Regions from separate parts of the Homo sapiens genome. Here region 2 is linked to region 1. The links are chromatin contacts, found by Hi-C or POLR2A ChIA-PET in ENCODE. All regions are on one chromosome and are shown on one strand. Each heading gives the region's core, a stretch centred on a gene start or an enhancer-like site at or near the end of the contact. The rest is flanking DNA. Distances are from core to core; before and after follow the strand shown. Region 1 overlaps NFIA (nuclear factor I A). Region 2 overlaps NFIA (nuclear factor I A).

The links. A loop is a pair of places that touch in the nucleus more often than their neighbours do. ChIA-PET counts read pairs that join two places held with the same protein, here RNA polymerase II (POLR2A). Pooled maps may share reads with other maps.
Region 2: a loop to region 1 is called in a map of endothelial cell of umbilical vein, with 5 times the contacts of the local background. The contact joins two enhancer-like sites. A Hi-C loop is called at or near these places in 7 of 168 maps with a recorded cell type or tissue (HepG2, MCF 10A, PC-3 and 4 more) and 3 of 50 pooled maps. POLR2A ChIA-PET finds 5 or more read pairs at or near these places in 4 of 52 experiments (A673, MCF 10A, Panc1 and 1 more).

What each region holds. Positions count from the first base shown.
Region 1 is chr1:61,336,160-61,340,959 of GRCh38, forward strand. The region is part of intron 4 of NFIA (nuclear factor I A); the gene reads left to right. Among named protein-coding and RNA genes, the nearest start is that of NFIA-AS1, 85 kb to the left of the region's middle. Within about 2 kb of position 2,477, at least 32 of the 41 ENCODE cell types and tissues checked have a DNase peak (open chromatin) inside an H3K27ac peak, as active enhancers do; they include A673, PC-9 and endothelial cell of umbilical vein, where a contact is called at or near this core.
Region 2 is chr1:61,130,559-61,135,358 of GRCh38, forward strand. All of the region lies in intron 2 of NFIA (nuclear factor I A), which reads left to right. Among named protein-coding and RNA genes, the nearest start is that of NFIA, 50 kb to the left of the region's middle. Within about 2 kb of position 2,385, at least 5 of the 41 ENCODE cell types and tissues checked have a DNase peak (open chromatin) inside an H3K27ac peak, as active enhancers do; they include A673, PC-9 and endothelial cell of umbilical vein, where a contact is called at or near this core.

The DNA of each region.
Region 1 (4,800 bases), core at 1,227-3,726:
TATAGAACTAAATAGAATCCAAGGATTCTGTGCTTTTATTGAATAATCAGTTCTTGTTGATTTGATACACTTTTAGCTTATTAATTTGTGCATTAAAAAAAGGTTAAAACTATTTTCATGTAAACCAAAGCAAGTAAGATACTTAATTAATTTTTTTTCCTGGATTTGTTTTTAGGTGTGAGTTTGTTTTTAATTAACAGACTTTATTCTTTTTTAGGGCAGTTTTTTAGGTTTACAGTTTTAGGTTAACAGAAAGTACAGAAGTCCCGTATACCCCTCCTCCAAAACAGTTTCCCCTATTGTTAACATCGTTTGTTAGTGTGGTACATTTGTTAAAATTCATGAGCCAGTATTGACGCATAATTAATAATTAAAGTCCACAGTTTACCTTAGGGTTCACTCTTGTACATTCTGTGGGTTTTGACAAATGCATAGTGATGGGTAGCTACTATTATGGTATCATATGGAATAGTTTTACTGCCCTAAATATCTCCTGTTCTCCACCTATTCATTACCTCCCACTCCCCACCACTGATCTTTTTACTCTCTCCATAGTTATGCCTTTCACTTAGATGTTTTTGATGGTCTCAGTGTCCTACAATCTCTGACTGTTTTGCAGATTTCTTCTTAACCTTCTGTTATCTATCCCAGCCCCATCCAGTCCCCTGCAATTATACCTAATTATGACTACTTACATGGGCTGAAAATTTCACAGTCATCATTAATGATGGCTTAGGTTGAGATTTTTCTCCCTTTCTGGATCTTTAGTATTCGATTTTTAAATTTGCTAATACAAATATTTACTTACACTAGGTTTCCAGTTAGTTTTTGTTTTTCATTTTCTTCCTTTTAAATGTAAGAGAGGAGGGAGGTGCTATTTCAGTATTTCCTCATGTGGATTCACTGAAATAACTATGTCCTAAGTGTGTTGTTTTTAATAGCGTTACTACCAAGGTGGCAATGGCAGAGAAACTCAGGAGAAAGCTGCTGGCTTAGCCTCACAAATTCAGAGGTGAGGGATGAGGCAACAAGGATGCTTGCCATTGAATTATACTGATCAGATACATGAACCTGTTGGAATCAGGGACTCCTGCTGGCCAACTGAAGCTGCAATCTTCCGTGAACTCCCCTTTCCTCCTTGCCTCCTGCCTACCACCTTTTAATTTTTTTTTTCATTATCATCTAAAGTCCACGAAAGGCAAGAATGGAAAGTTCTGCTTCCATGGCAAAGAAAATACTGTAGCATAAAAATCTATATTTGTTCTCTTGCTAGTTTTTCCCCCATGTGGTAGGACCATCTGAAAGTAGCTCAATTATTTATTGCCTTGTTCCAGGGGAGGAGGAAAATACAGACCACTAGATGCTGTGCCAGAGAGAGAGAGAGAAGTATTCTCTGCTTTGGGGAAGGGGGTTTTACAAGTGTTAACAATGTGGTTCAGAATCACTAAAGTTGTTTTAGCATAATACTATGAGGAAAGAGACAAGAACCATCTGTTGAAATGGCTCTTACATGATGCTGCATTTTCAAACAAAGCCTTCTCAAGGCATTTTTAGATTGGTCTCTTTCCCTTGAAGTTGCTACAAAGAGAGCCCACTCTACTAGCTGCTAAGTGATGCTGCTTAGATAGCTCTCTCTGTCAGCACCCACTCTTTTGTTTATTTTGCGCTAGTGTTTTCCTCAAAGTATGAGTGCTAAGGCTGTCAAATATCACTCCTGGTAGGAACCCAGAAAGTTCTCCTGAAAAATCCACTACTTCTGCCCATTTCCTTCCAAATTGCTGACTCTATTTTACTTGAAGTTGGTGGAGTGACTTCGAAACCCTAACTACTTCACTGGGAAAGAGGAAAACCGCAAATACACACAGGCCATTGTGACTCTGGCCTGGTGGGCTCTAATTTTCTAGCGGCGGTTTGTACACCCAAGCCGGCTGCAAGGGTTAAGTAAACTTCGTGGCTAAGGATGACTTCATGGCCCTGGAATTTTGAAAAGCCAGGATTCTCAGTACACTGTGGCCAGCCTTAGAGTCTTTGGGTGTGAAAACCACTCTCAGTTACCCGGACTGATTTTTGGTTCCTGTTGCAGTGCTGCAGAATCTATTAAAATCCGGCAGCTGAATTGTCCTGGCTCTGCCACAAAGCTCAGCTGCCGGGTCCACTACAGGATTCCTGAGTTGTTTGTCAATGGAGAGTGGGAGTGAATGGAACCAGGCATATGCCTCAGCCTGGCATGAGGTGGCACCCTAGTGGCTGTTTTCTGCCTTAGAAATGTGCGCTCTTTCTATATTTTCACACAGGAATTGTCATTAACATCCAAATTGCAGTTCATTTCTAAAGTTCTTTTTGAAGTCTCTGGGTCCTTGTTACGTTTTCAAGTACCCATATTCAGATGCTTAGATTTTCAGGCTAGTAATTTAGTAAGAACTATTGGCAATATTCTAACCTGACATGGTGGAACTTCTAAGACAGAATGAACTCGGCTACAAGGCACAACAAGAAAACGAAACTCTTGGGTAGGAACAAGCCCAAACTTGAAAATACAAAATGTTCTTGCACAGAAGGACTAATGAGGAAATGGGTGTAGGATAAGAAATTCCAGACATCCAGTCATTTGGGGTGCCATTTAAACATTCGCAGTACTTTAGATCTTAATTAAAGTGGGATAGATTTAAAACTTTCTTTCTAAACTAGTGGCCTGTTGGTTTTCCTGTGTTAAGTAACACGATAGCTGTGATCATTGCATGGAAATTAATTTTTAAAATAGCTTATATTCTTAAGCAAGATCTTCTTTCAAAAGAAACCATTTGGGCTCGAGCATTAAAGGAAGAAACAAAAAGAATATAATAAAAAATAGATTGCAGCCCTAGCATGAACAGTTGCCGTGACCTTGCCTTTTGTTTGCCATTACACAATTCAATGGCAGTCTACTCAAACTATGTGCTCGATCAATATCCTATTAAAGCAGCACAAAAAGTCTCCATAAACTTAGTGGTTAGCTATGTTTATAAATGGAACTCGGCATAATTGGATGGTCAATAGCAGGCTCTACTAGTAATTTTAAAATGAACGTCACACATTTTATATCTGTAGAAGTCAATGGCACCTCTTCTAGAGTGAAGGTAGAGTGTGGAGCAGACAAAAGAGTGGGTGGCCCTTTAAAAAAATCATAATGTCTATTTCCAAATGTAGTTTTTAAAGAAAATCTAAGTTATGGAAGAGAAAATTCTGATTGGCCCCTATATATTTTTATTTTGCCTATCTGAACCACCTTCTTCTGAATATATTATGACTTTGCAAATGTTACATTTTCTAGTTTTAATCAACCCCTCATAGAGAGGTAAAATAATAAATATTGCCATACTCGTAGGAAGAAAAATAACAGTCTGGCTGGCTTAATTCAGCCAGCTTCCTCTACTATAATTCAATAAATTTTCAAAATAAATATTGAAATTGAATTAGTTCAGGAGGATGTTTTGTTGTATGATTTTTTCCTTTTAATTTTCTTGACATGTTTGGGGTGAATATTTGGGTAGTAAAGCTGGCAGCAAGTGCAATGGACTGGTAGTAATAGAAATTGTCGTCAAACTACGCTTTCTTCTGAATCCTAGCTCACAGTATGGGTGGCCAAGCTTGATTTTTTTCCTATCCTACCCTCCTCACCTAATGAAGCCATGTAAGGTGAGAGTATCCCCACCCTTAGACTGACTCTGTCCTCAGCCGACTCAGCCCTATGAATTAAAAGGTGCATATACCTTGTGTTCGATATGTGCCCTGGCTGTTGTCATGGACCACTGAGCTGTTGAAATTAGAACTATGGCAGGAATACGCTTATGACATTAGTGTATCCTTCAGTCACTGCTCTGCATGAAGGTCTAGTCCTTTCTCTTACATGCATACTCCTACAATCTTCCTGGTTAGAGCTGGCAGTGAGAGTTCTCATGGCAGAATTTGGGGCCGTTTTGATCTCTGTTCTCAGCTGAAGCTTCTGATAAATTTACCAGACTATGAATACTCTTATTATAAAGATTTGAACTGGGGAGAAACACAACATACCCCTTGATGTACATACTAATGTGTTGTCATGGTCTCTATTCGTATGTTCATCTATTTCTAGGTCATTCATCAGTTATGCTTTCTATGTGTCAAGTATAAAACCTATATTCAAGATGGCAGCATGATATTGTAAAACAGTACAGGATATAGAGTTGGGGAATTGAGCTTTGCAACTTATCAACTCTATAGCTTTGGGCAATATTTAACCCCTCTTGGCTGTGTTTTCTTCTAGGTTACAATCATTTATTCATTGAGCAAATGTTTATGAAGTCCTAACTGTGTGCTGAGTCTAAGTCCAAGTACTGGAAATAGGAATACCTCTCAGGAGTGTAATGAGGGTTAAGTGACAGATAGTCTAGTGTCTGCCACATAGTAGATGCTCAACAATGATAACCACCACGATTATTGAACAGAGCCTCAGCCCCTGATCGTTCTTCACTGTGTGCTCAGAGCCAATCTTGGAGCTGACCACTATCAGTAAATTTATTGAAAATGCATGTGTGTGTGCGTGTATAAATTAAGAAGGGCCAATTTTAGAATTCATGTTCTAACAACCAATTATTAGAAGAGCCACTCTAGTGACCCTTACGGAGTTAGTAATTCCAATAGAGTAAGAGCATGCCAATAGTAGACCTCATTCCTCTGTTTTGAGCATTGTTTTTCCTCAAATTTTCAGAAGATTCTTTTTCCTCAAATTTTCAGCCAGAGCCTGTGTTTCTGCATTATTCTAGAAATTGTTCTCCTAGGATA
Region 2 (4,800 bases), core at 1,135-3,634, 210 kb before region 1:
ACAGGTTTCTGACTCATATGGTAATCATTGTAGAAGTGGGTCTTACTAGACCACGCCAGTGGCAAATTGCGAAGCTGTAAGAACTCTTACCTCCCTGTGTGTGTGCACCTGAGTGTGTGGGGGGGCGTACGTTTCTGTAGCTTAATTTAGGTTCCACATACACTTCAGTGGTTAAACCTGAGCTAGACTCAAATAGTTTGTTTCCATTAAGAAAATGAATCTTTTATGTGGACCAAGGTCAGGTTAGTTAATTTGTTTGCTTTTATTGGAATAACTTTTCCCATTCCAATTCATCACTTAATTTTAAGTGGTTCTACTAAAATACCCATTAAAGTCCTTTACATTTCTCACAGACTAGGGCTATGACAGATTCATAAGACGTTTCTTTTTTCCTCAAGGCACAAAAGGTAGCTTTTCTGGTCATCAATCTAGTCTTCCTTGTTCCTAATTTCACAACAGTGGGGCAACATTTTATATAATACCAATATGAACTCTAATTGCAAAGAGACTAAATGAAATCTTCACACGAAGCAAGATTAATTAAAATATAAAATGTGCTTGACTGTGGTAAAACATTTCTTTTAAAAAAAATAGTATGACTTTTTTTTTTTTTTTTGCTAAATCTTTCTTTTTTGTACACCTCACCCTCTTCTTCACTGATGCATTTTCCAGCAACTGGAAGTTCACTCTGGCTAGGAAAGTAACTAAATGTGATGTTATCATTCTAATTAGTGATTACAAAAGATCAATTAATGTTATAATTAAAAACAGTGTCTAGATCTGTTGTTTGTAGTGAATAAATGTGACAATTACTTTGTTCATTGACATAGATGTGTTGAATTTCCTCCCTAGATTTTAAGGGGATGCATTTTAGTGCTGATGTGTGCATTTAACTGTGGACAGTAGGAACAAGGCAAGCATATTAGGGGAAGAGTAGGGCCCCTAATGTCTAAGCTACAGACATATTTTAGCATGCTTGACACCTTTCCTTGGTATATGATGCTATATCAGCAACTTGTACTCATTGGATCTGGAGCCTCTAGCTTTTAATATTTTATCACTAAATGCTTAAGTGTTTATGTTGCAAAAAGAAAAGGAAAAAAAAAAGATTCCCACTTGGACTCTCAAACCATGTGAACAGGCTACTCTATGATAACTATGTCATTAATGATTTTGGTTTCATTTATGGCAATAATTTTTAAGTTGATCAGTCAGGATAGTAAGTATGTGATTTTTGCAGATCTGGTTGAATTTTTTTCTGATACAGACCAAGCTGTTTTTCATACATTGAAGCCTGGGAAAGCTCTGTTACTGTTAAAAGAGTAACCATATCTCTTCACTGAATTGTTGCCAAGCAGATGTAGACTTTTGGAGTGTGCCCAGAAAACCTCTACAGCTGATACTTTGGTGACTTGTTCCTACTCCTGGCTTTACTGGCACCTATTTAAATAGCAGAGGAACATAATTGTGTTTTGGTAGGTCAAAATTTTATACACTTCTGTAGAAAAAATTATATATAGGTAAGCCAATTGGTAGAAATGAAGTAAACCCAATTTGCTTGTTGAGATTAGCACTGAAGATATGCTAAGCTTTGGTTATGTCATTTGGTCAAAAAAGAATGAGGAAAATCCCTCAGAAAAGTTATCTGAGAGATCAGCACTGAACGTCAAGCCAGCCTGTCCACTCCCATTACTAAAAGAAATCTCCCCTTTTAACTTCATCCCATAAATGGATCATGCTTCCTGGATCCACCCGAGGAGGACGTGGTTTAGTTTTAGATTCTTAGATTACAGACTTCCACCATCAGTTTCAGTATTCTTTTCACGATATTAATGTTATGAAAACTGTTAGAAATGAGGAAATACCGCCATGTCAGGTTCACTCATGGATCAAGAAATGAGCATTTTCTTAAACATCAGTCCAAAACAACAAACCTCAAGTACCATAAGTTCAGATAACTTGGGAGCAGTTGAAATCCTTTAAGCCACAAAGATAGTGTCTTTTGGCATGGCTGGTGAAAGAAGGAAGCTGGTTGAATTCATTGACTAACTCTGTTGCTGGCTAAAAAGACAATTAAGGAGAAAAGGGATGGAAGAAGAAAAGAACCAAAGAAACTAAAATCTGTTTCTTTTTCAGGAGGAGTTGGAAGATGAGGAGTAACACAACACTTTAGATATACATGTTAAAAACTTATAACAAATCATAGATCATACTAAAGGATTACCGAAGTTTAGAACATGGCTGAGGGTATAGATGTCAGATTTTCTTACACAATAGTGGGTCTTTTGTTTCAGAGTTCACTCTTGGCAAGCAACTCCCTACCACTGCGTTAATTTCCTGTCGATCTTTCATTCAGCAACAGACCTAGAGATGGGGAGCAGACACTGCCCCCCCCACCCAGGCTTTTTAAGACTGTGCTTTGTGTAGATTAAAAAGACGAAGGAAAAAAGAATAAACTTTTTCCAAACAAGATGTCCATGTGCATTCTTTAAGATCCTGTGTGTGCTTAAAACGATCCTGTAAAAAAGCCCTCTCCATAATTTTGAACCTCTCCTTTTTCTAAAGACTTTTATAGGCATTTTTTTTTCTTCTTCTCAGCATGTGAACCAATGTGTAACTCAAATAGATGTTACTTTGCTGTTTACTTAGATTGTTTTAAAAGGCTAGCTGTGTGGAGGAATGAGGAAGGAAGGGAGGCGGGAGTGGCTGGAGTTTTTTTTTTTCTCTGTTGACCTAATGAATGCAGTTCTTAAAAAATAATAAATATTTATATGTGGTCTTAATTTTTAATGAGTCTCATAAACTGGCTGGTATAGAAAAGTGTATGAAAAGCCATATATATTAAACTATAGTTATTATAAATACATGCATATGTACACTAGAATGTTTTATGAGGAAGGGAACTTACTAGTCTTGTTCACTCTTTGTTTTCCCAGTGTCTAGAACAGTGCCTGACATACAACTGGTACTCAGTAAATATTTGTTGAGTGAACAAAATGAATGTAAATTGACAGCATTGCCTAGTGGGGGTACCATTAGACTAGAATTCAGAAAACTTGGAGTCTGGTTCCATCACTGCCATTAATCAAGAATATATTGTTGCTGAAATCACATAACTTCTTTGCTCCTCTGTTTTTTATAAAAAACTGGGACTAGCCCAGCTATTCAGGAGTCTGTGGTGGAAGGATGACTTGAGCCCAGGAGTTTGAGGCTGTAGTGGGCTACGATTGTGCCTGTGAATAGCCACTGCACTCCAGCCTGGGCAACATAGTGAGACCCTGTCTCTTAAAGGAATAATAGGGGCTGGGTGCGGTGGCTCACACCTGTAATCCTAGCACTTTGGGAGGCTGAGGGGGTGGATCCAGACCAGCCTGGCCAACATGGTGAAACCCCATCTCTCTAACTAAAAATACAAAAATTAGCCGGGCGTGGTGGTGCATGCCTGTAATCCCAGCTACTCAGGAGGCTGAGGCAGGAGAATCGCTTGAATCCAGGAGGCAGAGGTTACAGTGAGCACTCCAGCCTGGGTGACGGTGCAAGACTCTGTCTCAAAAACAAAAAACAAAAAGAGGAATAATAGTATCTGCTCTCCTTGCCTTTTGTGGGTTTTTTTGATGATTAAATGATATCTGAGGGATACAAAAATGCTTTGGAAACTACAGGGTGCTTTACAGACTGTGTGTGTGAGTGTGTGTGTGTGTGTGTGTGTGTGTGTGTGTGTGTGTGTGTACAGAAAATCCTTTATCTCTTTGCTTCTCAATTTCTTTTCTTAGGAAAATCAGATTATTTAAATCCCATTATGCACAGCTCTCCTCTGTTCTTACTAAGCCTCTGTATTCCATTACCTCCAGTAAATCAGTAAAAGGTGGTGAGTCAGGCTGTAGTGGAAAGCGGGGTCTGCTGTTTTCTCATGTCCATGTTACTCTGTGGGACTCAGAAATCTTGCTTACATGTCTCATGAACTTTCTTACCTGTTTGAACTATACAGGCTATAACATATGACTTAGAGTCTTTTAGTTATGACCACTCTTAAGATTGATGACTAAGTTGAAGTATTTATTAGTTGTTATTATGGTGGATTGATAATCATGCATTTTAACATAGTAAACTAAAGTCTGTGTCGTAGAATTAGCTATAATTTACTTTTTAGGCTGGATGAGGTTACTGATGCTTGTAATCCCAGCACATCGAAAGGCTGAGGTGGGAGGATTGTTTGAGTCCAGGAGTTCAAGACAGGCCTGGGCAACATAGGGAGACCCTGTCTCTATTATCATAAATAAAAACAAATTTTTTTAAACAAGTGTATATATGCATATGCTTATGTGTTGTAATAATAATATGTCCCAGAGTTGCACATCTGGAAGAGAAGAAGATAGCAACTGAAAAGAAAATAGAATGGTATTGACAAAGAGAAAAGATGGCGTCATTAGGACAATTACTTTTTATTTTTGGAACAACTCGAGGCTTTACACCCATTCTTTTCCCACATTTATTTTTTCTATCAGAATTCTTAAATCTAAGAAACAAATAATATGGAGGTTCTTTATATTAACACATTGCTTTAAATTAGGAAGAAAACTGTGTATAGGCTGCAGCAGACTTTAAAAGCATTGTAAGACTTTAGATTTGGAAATCAACTTTAATAACATGGAAACTTTAGATTTAAGAGATCATTTAATACAGCTACTTTGATTTGGCTTTTAAGAGAACTGAGGCCCAGGTAGCCCAGACCAAGGATCTTTTGCAAGGTCGTGCTACTGGGTTCTTTAGCGTCAAGACTGTAACCTACATCTTTAGGTT